Regions from separate parts of the Mus musculus genome. Here region 1 is linked to region 2. The links are chromatin loops, found by intact Hi-C in ENCODE. Cell type or tissue: left cerebral cortex. All regions are shown on one strand. Links, peaks and the distances in the headings refer to the core of each region. The heading gives the core; the rest is flanking DNA.

Evidence for each region. Peaks named below come from ENCODE experiments on the same cell type or tissue, not always from the same donor. Only the 100,000 strongest peaks of a DNase experiment are listed, where the experiment ranks them.
Region 1: a loop joins it to region 2, with 4 times the contacts of the local background. A loop is called at or near these places in 6 of 42 quality-filtered maps.

What each region holds. Positions count from the first base shown.
Region 1 is chr2:147,373,763-147,383,676 of GRCm38, reverse strand. Pax1 (paired box 1) reads right to left here. Exons shown (of 5, transcript NM_008780.2): 5 at 8,628-9,914. The coding sequence ends at 9,872. Among named protein-coding and RNA genes, the nearest start is that of Pax1, 14 kb to the right of the region's middle. In left cerebral cortex, for the core only: a CTCF peak has its summit at 4,562 (motif pointing left); a DNase peak (open chromatin) is centred at 4,560.
Region 2 is chr2:147,785,210-147,795,123 of GRCm38, reverse strand. No RefSeq gene overlaps it. Among named protein-coding and RNA genes, the nearest start is that of A530006G24Rik, 79 kb to the right of the region's middle. In left cerebral cortex, for the core only: CTCF peaks have their summits at 5,644 and 6,960 (motif pointing right); a DNase peak (open chromatin) is centred at 5,655.

The DNA.
Region 1 (9,914 bases), core at 1,181-9,180, 410 kb after region 2:
AGAGCAGTGAGGATACAGCAAATGAATCTCAAAGCTGTGAGCATCCAGGTTTCACACAGGACGCCTAAGCAAGTCAGGGGTTTCCACAACGCCACCCTCACCTAGCAGTGCTTAGGATCAGAGTGAAGAGCTGCTGCATCAGGTTAAACTCTTGAGTCTTTGAAGAATCAGACTAACACAATCTATGAAGCAGACTACATATGAAATAAATGCTTTCATGGATACTGTAGACCTACAGCAAAGTCTGACAATAAGGTTTTAACTATCTACATTATGAAAGCCAAAATCAGAAAAATATATGTGATATGTGTACCTATGCACGCAGATAGATAGATGATAGATAGATGATAGATAGATAGATAGATAGATAGATAGATAGATAGATAGATAGATAGATGATAGGTAGATGATAGATTGATTGATAGGTAGATAGATAGATAGATAGATAGATAGATAGATAGATAGATAGATGATAGATAGATAGATAGATAGATAGATAGATAGATAGATAGATGATAGATAGATAATAGATAGATAGATAGATAGATAGATAGATAGATAGATAGATAGATAGATGATAGATAGATAGATAGATAGATAGATAGATAGATAGATGATAGATAGATAATAGATAGATAGATAGATAGATAGATAGATAGATAGATAGATAGATAGATAGATAGATAGATAGATAGATAGATAGATGATAGGTAGATGATAGATGATAGGTAGATGATAGATCGATAGATAGATAGATGATTGATAGATAGATAGATAGATAGATAGATAGATAGATAGATAGATAGATGATAAATAGATAGGTGATAGATAGATAGATAGATAGATAGATAGATAGATAGATAGATAGATAGATAGATGATAGATAGATAGATAGATAGATAGATAGATAGATAGATAGATAATAGATAGACAGACAGACAGACAGACAGACAGATAGATAGATATGGATCTACACGAGTAACTTGCTCTATTTCCCAATTTTTCTTCTACATCTTGATACCAAAATAAAATCTCAAGCAAACGCTTTCACACCAGGATCCAGGGAAGTAGGCAGAAGACATTTATTTATTGCTCCTACCCAATATCTAATTTGATAATAATCCAGCAGTACTTATTAATTACTAACTACAAATTTGATATCTAATGGGTATTAAATACTTGTCACTTCTTTTACAAGCTTTAATACTTTCTTCAGATACATGAAGGTATGGCAATTATATTTTTAAATAAAGGAGTAGTGTGTCTTGAGGCTTCACACTGATAAAAACAAACGGAAGTGGATAGATCACTTATTACTTTCATGTATATTAAACTTCCAAAAGAAACTTATTCCTTGACTGCCTTGCATTACTGCCCTGTTTTACTGCACTACAGTCGTCAATAATCTCACAGCTGCTAGTAAAACCTGCCCCAAAACAAATTTTTTAAAACTAATTTGCTTCTGCTGAACTAAACAAAATGAAACTTCGGCAGCCAAACTTTCTCCTGAAGCTGAGCCAGTGTGAGGTGAACAATTCCCTAAAGCTGTGTCATCACGACAAAACAAAATGCTAGCTGCGTTCTTGACTGGGCTGGTTGAGCTTTGATCGGTTCTCAGGGTGACACGGATGCTGTTGTTACCTTACAGGCTTGATAGGATCCATCCATGGAGCCAGGGGGGACCTAGCACTAGTCCTCATCTGTCTTCATGCAAATACATGTAAATATCATGCTGATGTCTCAACAGTTTCCCCTGGCAGTGCTGCTGCTGGCCCAGAGGAAGAGACAAGCAATGTGCCACATAGACCAACCAGGACATTTACACAGAAAGGGATGAGTCTGGCTAGAAATCCCATGAGATTCAATTAAAATTAGGAACTCAGACTGCAAGCGTCACGCCGTTGCTTTCTTTAGGGAAACACCACTATCAGGCAATATTAATCATTATCTGGTGATGCTAATGACATCACAGGAGGGCCGATTCTCCCCTGTGTTGAATACGTTAGGCAACTTTGATTATTTCCAACAACTAAATGAGAACTAAAAACACATTGTAGCCAGCACATTTCCTTTTAATTTTTAAATTCATGCATATTATCCCAGAAATGAAATCCATGTGCCTATAAAAATGCATTTACACTTTGCACTTCGGAATATGTGACAGTCTCTTTATAAATCTTTTAATGTCTTTATTTACTTTTGGAAGCATCCGGTTTGTGAAAACAAACTCTAAATAATCAGAACCAAGCTGCCATATTCTATGAATATGCACCCTTCACACATGACTGATAAGGCTGCAAACATGTGGGACTGATTCATGAACACTCTTTGGCACAAAGAAGTGTTGTTAGGAAGACTTAACAACTGCTTGGTCATGGGTTTGGAGTGTGTGTGCCTATGATGAAGGCTTTGGGTATTTGTGGGTGCTGGAAGAGGACACAGAACCCTTCTTCTCCTTGTGGCTCTAAGTATCGGACCCAATCTTCCTAAAAATTTTTTTAATGTAAGTTCTCCTAAAGGAACCAAGTTGAAAGCGTTGTTGTTCTTGTTTAGGTCCCTGTTAGCAAGCAGCCTGAGGAAGGGAATCAAGGATGAGGGCACATTCCAAACATGATGCCTTGATCTTAATAAAACTCATTTACCCACTAAGAAGAGTGAGACACAAGCCAGAAGCCAACAGGACCACCCATAATCAGCCTGCTAAAGACAGCAGCAGATTCAAACTATTTCCCAGCTCCATGGAAACCTATTCCCCAAGTATCACAAGGTCTCTGGTTAGCCTTCCAGGTCTGCTGATGTGACACAATGCATGATCACATAAAACTAACCAAAACAAGCTTGATATAGAAAGCATTTCAATGCAGCATTTATGGCTACCTGCTGTCACAAATTCTCTCTGGCCTAGCCATAAGATCACCAAATAGCCTTAAGATCTTGGTGGCCATCTGCAGGTACCAGAATTGATCTGTAGCTGACAGGCCCTGCCTCTTCTAAGGCTGCTGATTGTTCTAGACAACTCAGAAACTAGCATTAACTATCTGGATAGCTGCTAGGTCCTCCACAGATTTTGACATACAGAAATTATAGTCTGCAGAATGGGGACATGAGTTAACTCCTGACAAATGTTGGTGTGCTGAGTGCAGAAAACAAAGCCAGCATGATGGTACACCTGTGATCCCAGCACTCAGGAGACAAAACAGGAAGGTCTCAGATTTGAGGCTGGTATAGTAACTGTGTGACCAGCCAGGTCTTTATGACAAGATCTTGTCTGAAAGAAGGAAGAAAAAGAAGACAAAGGGGATTTGGAAAGAAAAATAGTGGGAGAAACAATAGCAACTCTACAAGGAGCTGACAGGAAGTCTCTACTCTACCCAGGAGTGGGGACTGAACTGTGGGGCTTTGCTCATTCTAAAGAGGTACTCCACCCCTGAACTGTATCTCCAGACTTGGTTTTGAGTTGCTATGGTTTGGTTTGGTTTGGTTTGGTTTGGTTTGGTTTGGTTTGGTTTGGTTTGGTTTGGTTTGGTTTGGTTTGGTAGTTTGGCTGGTTTTGCTTTTTTTATTTTGGTATAGACTCTTACTAAATTGCCCTTAAGTTGGCTTTGAATCAAAAATCTAAGATTATAGGACTATGCTACCAGGCTTAGGTTTATACTAATGCCGATTACAAAGTTTGAATATTACAATCGCCCAGACAAGGAGGTGCAATTCCCATTAAACAGATGAGAAAACTGAAGCTGGCAGTTTTGTGTAATGTCACCCAAAGTACACAACTGGTAAGTAGACAAAACAAGATCTGAACCAGCATTTGTCCTTCTGTGTCTGTCTCTGGCCACTATACTCATTTTCCTTAACATCTCCCTCCAGAGCATTCTTCACTGTGGGCAGTTTGGGTCCCATATGTGGAAGTCCTCATTAGAGATGGTGAGAGAGGCCTCTTCCATCCATCCAAGAAAGAAATCGTCTGCATTCCATCTACAAAATCCTCTTAGGGTTTGACCCTAAAGGCGACTAACAAAAGACAGGCTCCTGTCTCCCATCGCTCTTTGCAGTATCTGTAACGTGTCATCCCTCACAGAAAAACAGTGTGTGCAAGTTTAAATAACTGAAAACTTTTAAAGTTTTGCTAGAAGTGGACAATTTGCTTGAATCCATACCAAAAAAAACCTCAAATTTTCACAATTATAGATGATTTAACTTCCTAAAAGTATCAGTTTAGAGTTCAGTTTAGAGTGAGATCCTATTAAAACTGATATCACTTGTTATTCACTCAAAGAACTAACTGAAGACAAATCTAGATTGCAGTTGGGATCAGAAGTGAGGTCTGTCTTTGTGTGGCTATTGATATCTAATTAACTTATTTAATGCTTCCCATGTGGTTGGACCTAGAACGTTTGGGGCAGGAGAAATCACTGTCGAAACAACAAAAAGACCTTTCCTCATGCGTGAGTGTTCACAACTGGGAAGGGTATGGCTTTCACAGAAGGATTGATTGTTTTCCTGACTCAGTGTTATCTTCCTCCTTATCTTTGTGGAACAATGTGCCCGCCCCCTTGTGGCCAGAATGATATCTTTCCTTTCCTAGATAGCATTAATCACATCACAACTTGTTTGCCCAAGGATTGGTTTTCTTTGTATTTTGTTTTCTGGTGTTTGTTTGTTTGTTTATGTATTCCACCAACTTGGTGTTCCAACTCAACTTTGAAAAACAAAAGCCAGTTTCCTCCCATCATTCAATATCTTGTTTCATTTTATTCCCAAAAGATTGCTGTTAAATCAAAACCAACTAGTTACCTGAAGGAGTCTCATTTTATTCTTTGTTATTTGAAAAATCTTATAAACTAAAACCTCGTTCACCAGCACTTGGAGAACCCTTGGAAGCTAGAACTGCACAGTCCCTGTAAGAAAGACACTGGAAGTTATCCATCACATCAGTCGATCTCACCAGAGAGAAGGGAAATGGAACCTTACAGGATGGAAATGTAATTTAATAGCTGAATGAACATTTGATCAGCTTATTTCATCCTGAAGAAGAAAAGGGGAGAGTGGGGGCGACCCAGGTGGTTAAATTGTAATACAGTAGAAATTCTATCACCCATGAAAACTGTAATTGGGATTCCACTTCTGGATTTGGCCGACCCAGAAACAGATGTGTGTTTCAATGAGAATCCCAGGCTTCACCTCCTCAAGAAATGCTATTCAGACTCAAAACAGAGCTTTCAACTAGCCTATACTCCAAAGAAATAACTGGGATAAATTGACTGTAATTGTCCCAACTGTTTAGAATTCCCATGTTGGATTGGGGCTAGATGTGTGGTTCTCATTGTACGGGCTTGAAGAAGAAGACACCGTCGTTGGGAGAGGGAGGGATAATACAAAAACGGGAGAAAATGTCTTTGTCAAGTTGAGATCCAAAGATCTGAGCAGAAGTATCTGAGCCACGGGTCATTTCCTCAGTGAGTGGGGCTAGATAGAGAGAGCAGGGTTAAGGTGAAGGCTTAATTTGTGCATAATTCTCTCCCAATAAGAGAAAGGAATCAAATGTTTCTCATTATATGGCCTGTCTGGGTGCACAGGCCTTTCAACTGAGCTCCTCTGATGCATTCTGGCAAGACTCTAAATTCGTATTGTCCGCATAACATGGAGCAGGTAGCATTTCTTTTGAAAAGAAACTCTGGCCCGTGTAATTCTAGCTAGAGAAGCTGGTGCCAGGAAATCGACAGCGAACTATACCCAGACCACAGATAAATTCAATAAATCTCCATCTTTTTACAGGAGTCAAGAACAAGCAAGGGAAAATGCAGTTGTCAGGGAGTGAGGGTCACCAGCAGCAGCCCAGCTCTTCGTGGGTCCCAGTGAACTGAAACTGGAGGTGAGTGAACTGCCTGTAACAATACTGGGTATTTCCTTCACCTTGGTTTGTATCAGCATTTATTCAGTGTCTCTCCCATTCTTTTCTTTCCTGGCCCAGAGAGAGCTGACTTCCAACCCCAAGACTAGGAAAATCTAATTCATCAACTCCTTCCCTGGTCTGAAGGAGTCAGGTTACCTTCCTGAAGCACAAACCTCCATGTCTCTTGTCCCAGTTCTTTTCCTCCTGAGTCTGTTGTCCCTCCTCCTTGCTACAAAGTAGCCACTTCCCCCCAGGAAAGTTATAATCCATTCTAAGTACTTCCTCCAGCAAACAACGAAACAAATCCAGTCTTTGGTCACTGGAGGCATGAAGCTGGCCCTCTTTACGAATATGGTGTTTTTACGAAACACTTGTTGGTATACATCCATTTGAGAGAACAAAATGAATGCTGTAGGGCTTAAGCCACTGGTTTACACGGAGCAGATATGTCTCCCGTGACGGTATGTACGACACAGCTCTTCACTGGGTGCCTGAGAAAGCAGAAACAAGTCCTCTGCTGAAAGAAGGGCATTTGGAAGGTGGCAAGAGTGTTCACCTATAAGAACAGAAATGAGACTACCAAGCAATTTTGAGTTTTCAGTTTGATGACTCTACTGTGCATTGCTCCTGTCCTTTCAAAGCCACCAGAGGGCCATCTGAGTGATTCTATGTCTTTCTTTGCATAGTTTTCTTTTTGATATGTCACTCTGTTTTTCCAGTTATTCTTAAAGTAAAAAGTAAAAAGCAGGTGGTGGCCCAGAGACAAACAGCCTCTGAGTACTGATTCTCTCTCAAATTACTCTGCCCTTCCTGGTGCTCTAAAATTGTGTTATGAGACTGCAATTCCTCTATGGCTCTAGTTGCACAGAGAACAAAATGCCATCTTTTAAATGTAATCTAAATTCTAGATCTCCCACCAGTCTTGGAAATAATTCCCCTGCCTTTTTTTACAGCTAAACAAATTCATCTCCAGGGAAGGCAAACAAAGGCAATGCCAGTCTTCTTACAGATGGCCCCTGTAGGCGTTATGGTAGTGGAAGGGTGTGTCACACAGATGGGACCCCGTAGCTAAGGGACACTACAGTCCTCTGTCCCATAGACTGCTCTCAGAGGAGCAAGAATTTAAGTTCATCGGGACTCTTTACACCCCTAGACTCAGAACAGTTTATCATTCAGTACCTAACATGAAAAGCCAAAGCCTGTTGGTATTGTGACTATTATATGCATCTCTTATATTCTGCCCCTCCCCCTGATATTCCTCTATAGCTCTAGATGTACAGAGAGCTCCAAAGTCCAGAATACTCTAAGACTTACTTTCATCACAGTGTATCAAAAACAATGGGGAATAGATCTGAGACATGTTTCCCTTTGCAGGTAGGACTTTTTTTTTAAAAAGTTTGCAATTATCCTGAATTGGATTTCAGGAGTCTCCTAGCCTTTATGACTGAGCAGTCTACCATATAGTCTCGAATGCAAAGAACAAGAGAAGATGAAAATCAGAAGATGGAGTCTGTAGTATAGTAGTATGTAGACTAATATAGATATAGTATGTATGTATAGTGTATATTGTATAAGTACTTCTCATATTTACAGAAAGGGTTGCAGTGCCTTCACCAGTCTAAGCAAGCCAGTACTTCTCCAGGAAGCAAGAAAGGATGCCTGAAGCTCTATGCCCAGGTTGAGTAATCTGCTGTGAGCACCTCAAGGCTAGCTGAAGTCACAAGACCCCTGCTATTTTTCACACTTCCCTCCCTCTCTTCTTAAGACCCACTTCTCTGCAAGATCTACTGGCATGTGGAAAGCTAGCCAGATTTCCTCAGAGTTCAAGTCCCAGTCCTGACTATTGGATGAGATGATGAGATGAGATGAGATGAGATGAGATGAGATGAGATGAGATGAGATGAGATGAGATGAGATGAGATGAGATCCTGTCACTCATTTCTATGCCCAGGCTCTTTCTTTGCAACTTGTTGTGTGCTCCAGAAAGAGTTAATCTGTTGTTCCTTTCCATTAAATGGAACTTTTTAAAGTCCAGAGACTTTAAAACCTAAAAAGTCTCTGTGTAAAGAAAGGAAGTACTGTTTTATAACTAATAACTTCAACAAGTACTACTTTTTAAATGCTGTGAACATCATTTCACACTGGTCCTATGCATGGGAGCAGATCAGACAGCTACTGTAGACAGTGACAGTTCCAAGCAATAACTTAACTCAAAAGTCTCTTCCCTGGGTTTCGGAAAGCCAAACACGGTGAGGCAAAAAAAAAAAAAAAAAAAAAAAAAAAAAAAAAAAAAAAAAACCCTAAAATAACCAAAACAAACAAAAAAATCAGCCAGAAACTCCTTTGTACTTTAAAGACAGACGCTTGCTTGTTCGGTAACCTGAGATACTTTTCTTTGGCTTTTAGAATGATAGAAAAGCCCTCCATTGTCTCCTTTGCCTTTTAAATTTTCCTTTCATTTTAGGATGGTTTCTGCACTTGGCTTTCCCCTCTGGTCCCCAAAGCTGAGCTGGCACTTCCTGGACCATGCTGGCCAGGGGGGGAGTGGGGTAGGGGCACACCAACCTGGTGGAGCCACTGACAAATGCCCCCATGCAGGTCACCTTCTTTTTCAGCGGCTGCCCAAGCAGAGCAGTGAGTACCCAAGAAAATCAAGAACTCATCCTCTGATCGTGTGCATCCTGGATGGAGCGATGGAGGGAGTCCAGATTAAGCACAAACACAGAACACAGACTTTCTCCCTCACCAAGCTGGCGAGTTTCAGACTTTCCTTTATTCAAAGGCAGCCATGTTTAACAGGTGAAGTCAGACTCTCACCAGTAATATGTTTATGACTACAACAATTGAATTATGCTCAGAGTCCCCACCACCAGTGCGCCTTAACTTGAAATCATTTAATAGCCCTCTTGCCTAGCTCCAGAAGAAGCCTTCTGGGTTCCTGGGTTTTTGCCCACCCCAATTCTTTGCAAACCAGAAACCAAAATGAACCTCACCACCCTGAAGCAGTTTGTTCTTCAAAATTAACAAATGTACTGAGCCCCAAACACCCGAAACCATGCTGATGGCTCTGGAGGTACATTAAGGAGTGTTGGGCATATCTGGCTGAGAGATAAGCCTAGTCTTTAATTACTAAAAACACCACCAGTCCCAACACCAGTCCCAGCATCTCTTTCTCCTGTCCTGTCTTCTTTTGGGTGACATTAACGTAGAAACAAAGCCAGCCTAGTCACTGGGCACAGAAAAACAAAAGGTTTCCAAACAATATTCTTGGGGTAGGGGCAGCAATCCAAGGAAGTTGTACTCTTGTTTGTTACTATAAAAATATATGATTAAGGGCTTTGGCTTTGCTCCTAGGTTCAAGCCCCACTCCCTTGGGACTGTGGCTGCTCAGGGGAGTGGGGGGAGGGGTATAAAGGAAGGTTGGGTCCTTGAAGAATGCACTGAAGTTTTCCCCACCCGCGGATTGAAGAAGTCGAGCCTAGGGAAGCTGTAAAGACCTTTGATTGTGAGAAAAGTGTGTGTGAGGAGAGAGAGAGAGAGAGAGAGAGAGAGAGAGAGAGAGAGAGAGAGAGAGAGAGAGAGAGAGAATGCAGAAAGAGAAAGGATTGAGATGAGAATATAAAGGAGGGAAGAGAGAGAGAGAACAGGCGGAGGGAGGGAGTGGAAGAGGAAGAAGAAGAGAGAGGAAGGATATGGATGGGAAAAGACAAAACAAAAATAAATTGAGGTGGATGCAGGAGTCTCTCTCCGAACTAGGAAGGTTAGGAGAACGCAGCCATCTAAAACCAAGACTCGGAAAGACCTAAAAAATTCCAGGGTTTCCTGAAGGAAGCACCGGCGGAACTGTTGAGACCAAAGCAATGCCGGGGCCCCAACTCCAGGATGCTGCTAGCGCAGAGGTGCAGAGGTCGAATGAGCTGAGCTGCACTCCCGGCCGGCTCCTCTGAACCGGGCTGTGGCTCTGTGAGAGGACAGCCCCTAGGAGGTCGAGGCTGGGATGGGCAGTCCGTGTAAGCTACCG
Region 2 (9,914 bases), core at 775-8,774:
AGAGAGAGGATGGGGGAGTGAGCCAAAAATGGTGGGTGCCTTGCCTTTAACTCTAGCACTCAAGAAAAGCAGGCAGGGAAGCAGGTTTCTGTGCATTCAAGGCTAGAGTTTAATCTACATTGCAAGTTCCTGGCCAGCCAGTGCTACATAGTTCAAGATCTAACCTTTCAACTTCCTGCTCTGGGTAGTTACTGCCACGTCTTCTCAGTCACTATGGAGTTTCCCTCTGGAACTGTAAACCAAGATTATAATTAATCCATCCATCCATCCATCAATCAATCAGAAAGAAAGAAAAGAAAGAGAAGAGGAAGAAGAAAGGATTCTTAATGATCAACTTCCTCCCTCCCACCAGGCCCCACCTCCATAGTGCTGTTCTACCAGTCTCCCAACAGCACCACAGGTGGAGGTCCAAACCTTTTAGCACAAGAGTCTTTGGGACATTACAATCCAAAGCATGGCAGTCATTATCAAGTGTGGTGACAATAGTGAAAGCACTGTCACCAATCCTATGATATATAATGAAGACTTTCCTTTAGAATCCACGTGTACCATGCTCTTTGATGCACTGTGACTGTCCTCACACCACCAGTGTAGGTGAGATGAAGGACCTGAGGACCGACATGACAATCAGAAGGTTCAGTGACTCCTCTAGAATTCAGAGTTTGAGAGTGAGAACCAGACCTTCTTAGCACATGCTATATTGTGTATCAGTGCTAGAAAACGCAGGTAATGAATAGAATTTGCCCTATTTGGGTTTGTCTAATGGTTCCTCATGATGAGATTCTGGTAATGCAGATTTTTCCAGGAATATCCCAGAAACGCATGATTTGGTTTTGAGACAGGGTCTTGCTATGTCATGTGAAGGCTATGCTGACCTTGATGCTGAGATCTTCTGTGTTCCTCCATACTAGGATTCTGACAAGCTTTGATAGAGTGTTTAAGGTGGCTTCCCAGTATTCTATTATTTCTCCTTTGTAAGGCATATCTGATTTGGGAAGATACTTTGAGATGATGTAAATATTTTATTCCCCATTAAAACTTTAGCCACGGCTTTCATCATCTACTGCCAATGTTTGCCTCCAGTGTCATTGAAATGATCACTGTGTGGAAGCTGTAGATGTCAAACTCCATCATCCCAGATGCAGTGGCTTGCCAGCTTTCAATTACAAAGAGTAATTCTCCATCTGCCTTAGTTTTTAATATAGTCAGTCAATTTAACCTCATCAGAATGGACTAGGGATTCACATTTTATTCTAGGTTATATGTTGTTATTACCATTTTCTGGTAAGGTGGTGTCCCTCAGCGCAGTTCCTGTGTGCCTTTCACATGTGTTACAGACTGAGTTGTGTCCTTAACATCCTCATTCACAAACTGAAGCCTGAACTTCAGTCTGACCTCTTCTGGAGATAGGGCCTTGAGGATGTAAATATGGCTATAGAGAGTCTAAGGGTTGAGCCTTCATCCACTAGAATTAGTGTTCTTAGTGTGTAGGTGGACATGAGTATGTGTTTCTGGGGGTATACATGTATGTGCTGTGTGTGCATGTGTTACGTACTTTCATGTGGAAGTCAGAGGACCACCTAGCCTCCTGACTTGTGGCGGTTTGTTTTGGCTGTTGAGACCTCATCTGTGGTGTTGGCTCCACCAGTCTGAATAAGGGTTTGTAGGGTGTTAACGTCATGTTTTGGACACTTCCTCACATTGTGTTTCAAAGTGAAGTCCCAGGCTTGTTTTCTTCTTCCTTGCTCAGTCTTCTCCATGTTAGCAATCAGGCACATCCATGGGCAGCTAAAAGGGACTCCTAGACAATCAGACAACCAGGCATCTTTACAGCCAGCTCCTGAGGGATTCAGAGACAACAAGACATGTCATCATTAGCTGCCCAGAGATGACACATTGTTGCTCCCTTGCACATGCGCCAAACCCCCCTCCACACCACAAGAGTCATCCTCTGTACCTCTTCTGCTTAGTAAATTTCACATGTGAGACTTGTTGCAGTTTTTTACTTTGATGGAACCCACTGCCTAGTTCCATCCCACTCCAGACACCCCTGGTTCTCATTGGTAAAGGATGGTGTTTAATAGTGGAGAGCTACAGTCTCAATGCTTTTACTATGACTGAGAATCTGTGCTTCTCAATGGCAGAGCATAGATACATGATGTCTGCCTTCAAGTGAGGTCATCTCATCTAATTTCTGAGACAGCAGGCTCCTCTCATGGCTCATTTATTAGACTATAAAACATCAAAGTTCATTTTTGGTGTGTGGAAAAGTAGCTACCAACACAGGTAAACGCACACCTGAAACATTCATATGCACTCAATTTTGTCTGATACAATTGCACAAATCTAGTTGGAGAGGCAGAATAGAATTTATTTATTGAACTTTGCAGTTAAATATCCCCTCTACAGTTAAAATTCCAAATGCTGCATACACAAAGGGGACATAGGCCAATGCTGACAGATTTAAGCTTTGTTGGAAATGCTGGGGGAAAAAAGAACCTTCTGAAAATAGAATCACAAAAAACTCCGAATCTGATTAAGAAATTCTCAGTTCTCTGATCCCCACACCTTCCTCTGTATGAGTATGCAGACATACAATGAGCTTGTATTTGGTTAGCATTCTGTAGGACAAAAATCTCTACTTTCCTTTGACCCAAACAGACCTATGATCAGACCTATGGACATCCCTCCCCAATGTGATTGTTGACATCTTCAGACAACTGCCTTATTCAGCCATCCAGCTCCATAGTGGAGAGCTACAGTCTGAATGCTTTTAACAATGACTGAGAATCTGTGCTTCTCAATGGCAGAGCATGGATACATGATGTCTGTCTGATTCAGCATGGTCCTATCAGAGCAGAGACACACTAAGCAGGTGCCCCATCCCCATCTGGACCAAACAGAATCGCCTTTCCAGGAAATCAGCACCTCAGATAGAAATACTGGCCAGTGACTCTTAACTGCAGCTGCATAAGGGACTCTCTATGAGCTTCTCAAACATGCTAATGGTCCCTGCTTGGCTCCAGTTGATACAGTGTGTAGTGTGTACTCTAGGTTATTCCTTCCCTGGGACATGAACGAGTGTTGTTTCAGTATTTTCTTTCTCTATTGCCAAACTTTTCAAATGTTTAGAAACACAACAGTAATATACAGCAGATATACATGAATACAAATTCTAGATTTACTGTGGGAAGAGGGGAGGGACATGGGAAGAATGGGAAGGAAGAAGGTACGAAAGGATGATAAACTGATAGAAGATATGGAGCCAGGACTAGAAAGAGACAGAAATAATATCTCCCTTCTCTCACCCTTGAGATGAAAATTCTTAACTAATAAATTAGTCAGACCACTGTCTAATTTCAAACTCAGAACCACACAGACTCTGAAAGGCTTTCAAAGGAGGTTTCGAAAAACCCGTTTCCTCTTACACAGACACAAACATCTACACGTGTGTGACTTGAGCCACTAGCCAGCCAGCCAGCCTCCCACAAGGACCAGAGGCACGAACCCTGAAACCCACGTGAGCCCTGTCCTGACCTTTCTGTCTTGAACCACATAAAGTGTCACTTCAACATTCTGCTCCCATGTGCTGACTCGGTGTGAACAGGATCTAAAAGCGGTTTCTCATAGCCCAAGTCGTGTATTCTATAACTATAATATCTTGAAAATTAACCCTGACACAATGCTGTTACTAGTGAGAGTCCATTTGCAATGCCAGCACTTGTCCAAACAACATCCTTTGTAGCTGCTCCCTTGGCCCAGTACCCAGTTCTACATGGCCTCACTTCACTTGCCACTGTAAACTTCTTGGATTTGGGACAGTTCCCCACCCTGTCTTCAGTTGCTTTCTGAATTGTGCAGACTAGTTATTTAGAAGAACATCACTCACTTTGGACTTCTCCTGTCTGTACTTTGAGCAGGACATCATGTCCTTTCAAAGGTCAATCTTTCTAGAATTCACAAGATGCCCACTTCTAACTTAGATGGCATTGACTTTGAACTCAATTAATTTTTTTTTTATTCACAATGAATGAAATGACTTTGGAAGGAAGATACGGAAACACCAAGGGCTTGTCTTAGGAGAAGCGAGGAGATAGAGTAGATGGTGACTCTGTACACTTCAACATTGCCTGAGGAGCGGAAGAAGTAAAGTAAATGGAGCGTTGTCACAGCTCATGCCTGCTGTCCCAGCAAGCAGGAGGCTGAAGCAGGGGGATCATGAATTTCAGAGGAGCCTGGGTTTCACAGTGAAACCTTGTCTCAAAAAACAAACCAAAAATAAGCAAGCAAACAGACAAAAACCAAACTAAAACAACTTGTCCCAAATGACCAAAATGAAAAACCCCAAAACTATGAGCCATAGAGATTTACTATTTCTCATCAAATATGATAGTTCAATAAAGGATTATGGCTAAGGCTGTGGATAAAATTTCTTCTCAAATAGACTGAAAACTCAACAGAAAACAAGTAATGCTCTTTAAAAATCTTACCTGACTCCCCTATACCTCAGCTGGGCAGCCCAGTAGAGCTGGCCCTGGATGTGGGGGTGGCTGGTGAGGGAGTGAGTGTGGGAGAGCTCTCCTGGCCTTTTCTGGGCTGTGCCTCAGTGGGGAGAGATCCCTTTCCCCTCCCTTCACCTCCAGTGGCAGGCAGGAGAGCGTGCCCCGATGGGGTCAGGAGAGAAGGAGAGCTGTCCCTGGCCCTCACCTGTCGCCGTACGCTGGAGAACTCATTCTAGACCTGGGCAGTACAGTAGAGCTGATCCTGATGACAGGGGACACGGGTGAGCTGGACCCGAGGATGTGAGTATGGAAGAGCTGGCCTCTCAAATTGTCTGCCATTGGGCAACTTGGACAAGGGAGAGATACCCTCCTCCACTCTTGCTCCTTTCCACCTAAGGCAGGTGGGAGAGTTAGCCTCAGGGTCATGAGACTGGGAGAGCTGGCCACATTCCTCACCTGATGCAACCCTCAGGGGAGCAGGTCCTTCATCTTGCCTGGGCTGCAAGGTAGAGCTGGTCCTGGTTGTGGACGTTGTAGGTGAGCCACTCTGAGGGTTGTAGAGTGGGAGAGTTGACTGTCAGACCAGCTCAGATACCCCTTGGGCCCAGATCCAGGGTTTTGAATTGCTCTACCCCAACATCTACCCCATCAATGAACTGATGGAGTGCATGGAGGGACTGGTTCTACAGATCCAAACCTATATGATCTCCATGACATAAGGCAGCAACAAGATGCATCTGAAGAGTCCCAGTGAAATTCCCGTATGGATAGAATAGCAGAAGCCAGAGGCCTCATACCAGACCAGCAAGTCATTGCAATGAACATTTGAGAGCAAAGAAGTGTGGACAAGAGGGCATTCTGTGGGACATACTGTGACACACTAGAGCTTCCGCAATGAGAGGTTTTTCTGGGGGTGGGGGTGGGGGAGGGAAGTGCAAGGGTAGAGGGAGGGTATGAGGGGAGGGGGAGATAAGAGAGATTGGGGTTCATGACATGAAATTCACAAAGAAACAATAAAAAGTTAAAACAAAGCAAAGCAAAACAAAACAGAAGCTTACCAGACTCACCGTTTAATAAAAACGTTTGCTTACTAAGGGGAATTTCTTATTGCTTTTGTCAAGTAACCTGCAGTGCATAAAAGGACCACTGGGTGGCTCACTGGCTCCAGTAGTTTTTCTCAGTGAGGTCCCTGCCAGGAATGGCGGTGTCCCCTCACCAAGTTCCCTGGAGTCAAAAGATAACAACTGGCTTGCAAAAACCTCTCATTTCATATATTCTGAGCATGTTTTGGATCATTTCCCATCATGGTTTTTCCTTCTTCCTCATTCTTTCCTGGCTCCAAATTTGGGCAACTCACTTGTTATAGAATAATAGAGAGAGCAAACATCAGGAAGGCAGCACAGTATCTACATCTCAGATTTTCTAAAACCTTTAGAAATGTTTTGCTTCTATGTCTTCCTCCTCCTCTTCCTTCCTCTCCCTCTTTCTTCCAGACTATTATGAAGCAATTAAACTCTCTAGAAACTTCAGTTCCCTGGGTGATAGCATGTGCTACTGGGTGTGTATGGATGGGCGGGCAAGAGGGGAAGATATTAGAAGATCTAAGACTCTTTAGATAAATCCCACTAAAATTTTATGCAATTAAAAGACTTTTGGCCTTGAATAATTAACAGGTACATTGGACTTTTATGCTCAAGTTTGGCTGCAGAGCACTGTTTTGTGTTTTGAATTGTGTTTTGAATTGTGGCCTGTTTGTTTGTTTGTTTGCTTGCTTGCTTCTTTTAGCAAACTTCATCTAAAAAAAAAAGAAGAAAGAAAAAACAAATCACAAGTTTAAGCCTGTTCGTGTGATTGTACCATGCTACGTAACAAAGTGCAGATAGAAGAGGGTCTCCAGGTGACTTATCATTGTGCCTTTATAAACAAAACACCTACACGCCCCAGTATCACATTCTGTCATCACCCAGGGAACTGAAGTTTCTAGAGAATTTAATTGTTTCATATATGTCTAGAAGAAAGAGGGAGAAGAAGGAGGAGGAGGAGGAAGACTTAGAAGCAAAACATTTCTAAATGTTTTAGAAAATCTGAGATGTAGATACTGTGCTGCCTTTCTGATGTTTGCTCTCTTTCTGCAGTAAGTGATTTAATGTTTAGCCAAAGGTTCTTTAAAAACAAGCAAAACAAACAAACAAATCAATCCAAAACAACAACAATAATCTCTATAGAGTTAACAGCATCGGGCTGCATAAATTCCGGATTTCTATTAATGTACATGAATTACTTCCATAGATAGACAAATAGATTTCTCAGTTCCTGAGTTTTGTTTCAACCCTGAGATGGCATCAGGAAAGGAAACAGATTCTACAAGAGACCTCAAATGAAATGCTCTATCAAGACTGTGTGATCTGTGGAGGCTCAACCATGAGGTCACGGGAGTTTAATTGGCCCATTTAGTCACTAGAGGGCTCTCTCCTCTCCCTCTTCCTCCTTTTTCCTCTCTCTTTTAGAATCAGGGTCTTTGTGAGCCTAGGATTGTTTCAAACTCTCCTTACTCTAAGGATAGCTATTTTCTTGAATTTTTCATAATTTTGAATTTATCAACAAAACCAAAATTCTCTTACAGTTGGAAGATTATAGTGCACATGTGTACAGACTGAAGTATGGAGTCATGCCCCGTACAATGATGAACTACCAATAACTGCTTTCCTAGACATGTCAAGGATAGGACAAACATTTTTCACTCTAGCTAAATGAAGCCCATGCTTACTATTTCAAGGCATGGCAGCCTAAAGTGAAAAAAAATGTAAAAAGTGCTTCTCCCTCCTTTTACCCTCCTTCTTCATCCTTCTTGCTGCTTGCTAATTACTTGGTTTATTCCCACATTGGTTCCCAAACTTGGGAGCACATAAGAATGCATTATAAACCTGTCCCACAGAAGAATTGGGTAGAGCTGATTCAGGGCAGGCAGGCTCAGGACACGCACACACATACATACATGCACACACATACACGCACCTAGCAGCTATAAGGAGGAGTTCAACAAAGCTCCACTTTCTCACACTCATCATACTTGATGTGTGGGAAACCCTCCAGTCCACCAGATGTTTTCAGGTACCACTTAGGTTTGTTGCATGTCCTGAGTGTCCTAAGGAGTCCTGGGCATTTCCAGCATCACCTCAGGAGACCCACCCTTGCATCTTCACACTGCTTAATGACAGTAGCCCCACCTTTATGTTTTGTTTATAAAGGTACACTGATAAGTCACCTGGAGACCCTCTTCTATCTGAGATGCATAATCAAAGGAGCAAAACAAGGGCTGACAAGATGGCTCAGAGGGTAAAGGAGCTTGCCACAGATTCCAGTGACCTGATTTCAGTCCATAAAACCGACATGGTAGGAGAGAACTGATTCCTGCAAATTGTTCTCAGATTTCTGCTTGTATAATCATGTGCATGTGTGCACATGAGCAAACACACAAACAAAGTAAAACTTAGACCAAGCCAAACAAATCTCCACAACCAATCCAATTACAGAACAATTTATTTAAGTCTTACTACATTTTCTTTTCATCAGAAGTGCCCCAAGGGTGTTTTATTTACAAATACATATTTTATTTTATTATTTTATTTTATTTTACATTAGGGTTAGATGTATACCAGGCTGGTCTAGAACTTATTACAACAGTGGTTGCTGAGTAGCACCGTTGCTCATGAGAACGAAAGTAAGATTTGTCTGATAAGGACAAGAATGGATTCTTGTGTCATTCCCTTGTCCCCTCCCCCATCTGCTTTCTTGATACTCTTTGTTTCTTTCTAACTAGTAACTTTGTTTTCCTGTTAGCTTGATCAGCACCTGAAATATGTTTCCCAGATTGGGAGTACCTTTTGCCTTCTCTCCTTCCTTGCTGTCTTAGCTGTCTTCTCCTTACCCTCATTCTTCTATATAATATGTTTTATGAGGCCTTGGGACCACATGGAAGCCCATAGAAGATGGGAAAGGATGCTACAAATAACCATGGACAAATCAGTATATTGAAATATACACCAGGAGTTTCCATAGAGGGGATGTTTGGTACCATACCCTATCCAACATAAGAAACAGAAGTACTAACACATGATACCTAACTTAGTTCTATCAAACTTTCCTACATTAGATATTATTGATCTACTTTCTAAACAAGCAAGTGAAATTTCACACACACTAATTAAATTCAACTGCCACAAAATAAAAATTCCAGGGTGACTCAAGCTTTTGATCACTACATTCAGGGGCATGAGGCAGGAGGATTGTTGCAAGTTTGAACCCAGCTTAGGATCTATGACTGAGTTCCAGGCCAACCTGGATATCTGCTTCAAAGATATTGTCTTCTGCTGGGTTATCACATAATGTGGATAGAAGTGAGTACTTTCCAGACATTTTAGAGCATATCCATGATATCTTTATCCCATTCATGAGGGCCACTTCCATGACGTAATCATTTTCTGAAGACCCAAGACCTTTATATTACAGTACTGCTGATTGAGTCTCAGCATAGGAATCTGGGGATTTTTTTCCCCCACACAATTGCTATTTTTTCTCTCCCTACTATCTCTTCCTTTTAAAATGTAATCTGTTGTTTCTAACCAGTGACACCACCCTCTCACCCTCCCTCACACACACTCATTAAATTGGTTAGCTTCTGCAATGCACCTTCCCATATTTCAAGAGAAAACTTGGCTTGCTTTCTCCTTTCCTGTCGTCTTACTGCCCCTTCTTCACAGCATGCTCCTTAAGGTTTGGGAAGCATAGGAAGCCACAACCACCACAACGGCACTGACAGCAATATGTCAACTCAGTTACGTTTTAGTTAAGAACTAACGTGAACACAAATTGACAGACTGGAGGAAGATCCCGGCAGCACACCCAACGGACAAGGATTAGTACGCAGAATGTATAAAGCATGCTGCGTCTGCTTTATACATTCTGGGCACAGGGCAGCGGGAGAAAACTGTCAAGCAGATGACACAGCATTTAAGGAAGAGCTGTGGGGAAGAAGAAAAATGGGTGGCTAGTAAACAAGAACAAAAAGACATTTCACTTAATGGGGAATAGGGAAACTGCAAAGCCAAAGCATAAAATAAAATAACGTATCATTTTCCACATAGAACTAAAGCAAACAGAAGGCATTGGTAATGCACAGGTTGTGCGGGATGATAACAACTGTACGGTGTGGGGAAAGAGTCAATTAGGGTAACCTCCTTAGGTGTGTCAAGTTGACACAAAACTAGCCAGTACACTTGGGTTAGGCTCAGGGTATCTCCGGTGTTATAGCTCACATTTGCTTATATCCAAAACTGCAGATAACAGGAATGCCCCATGACCCAGGAAGTGCATCCTCCACAGGTATTTGACAGCAAGATATTTACTTTTAAA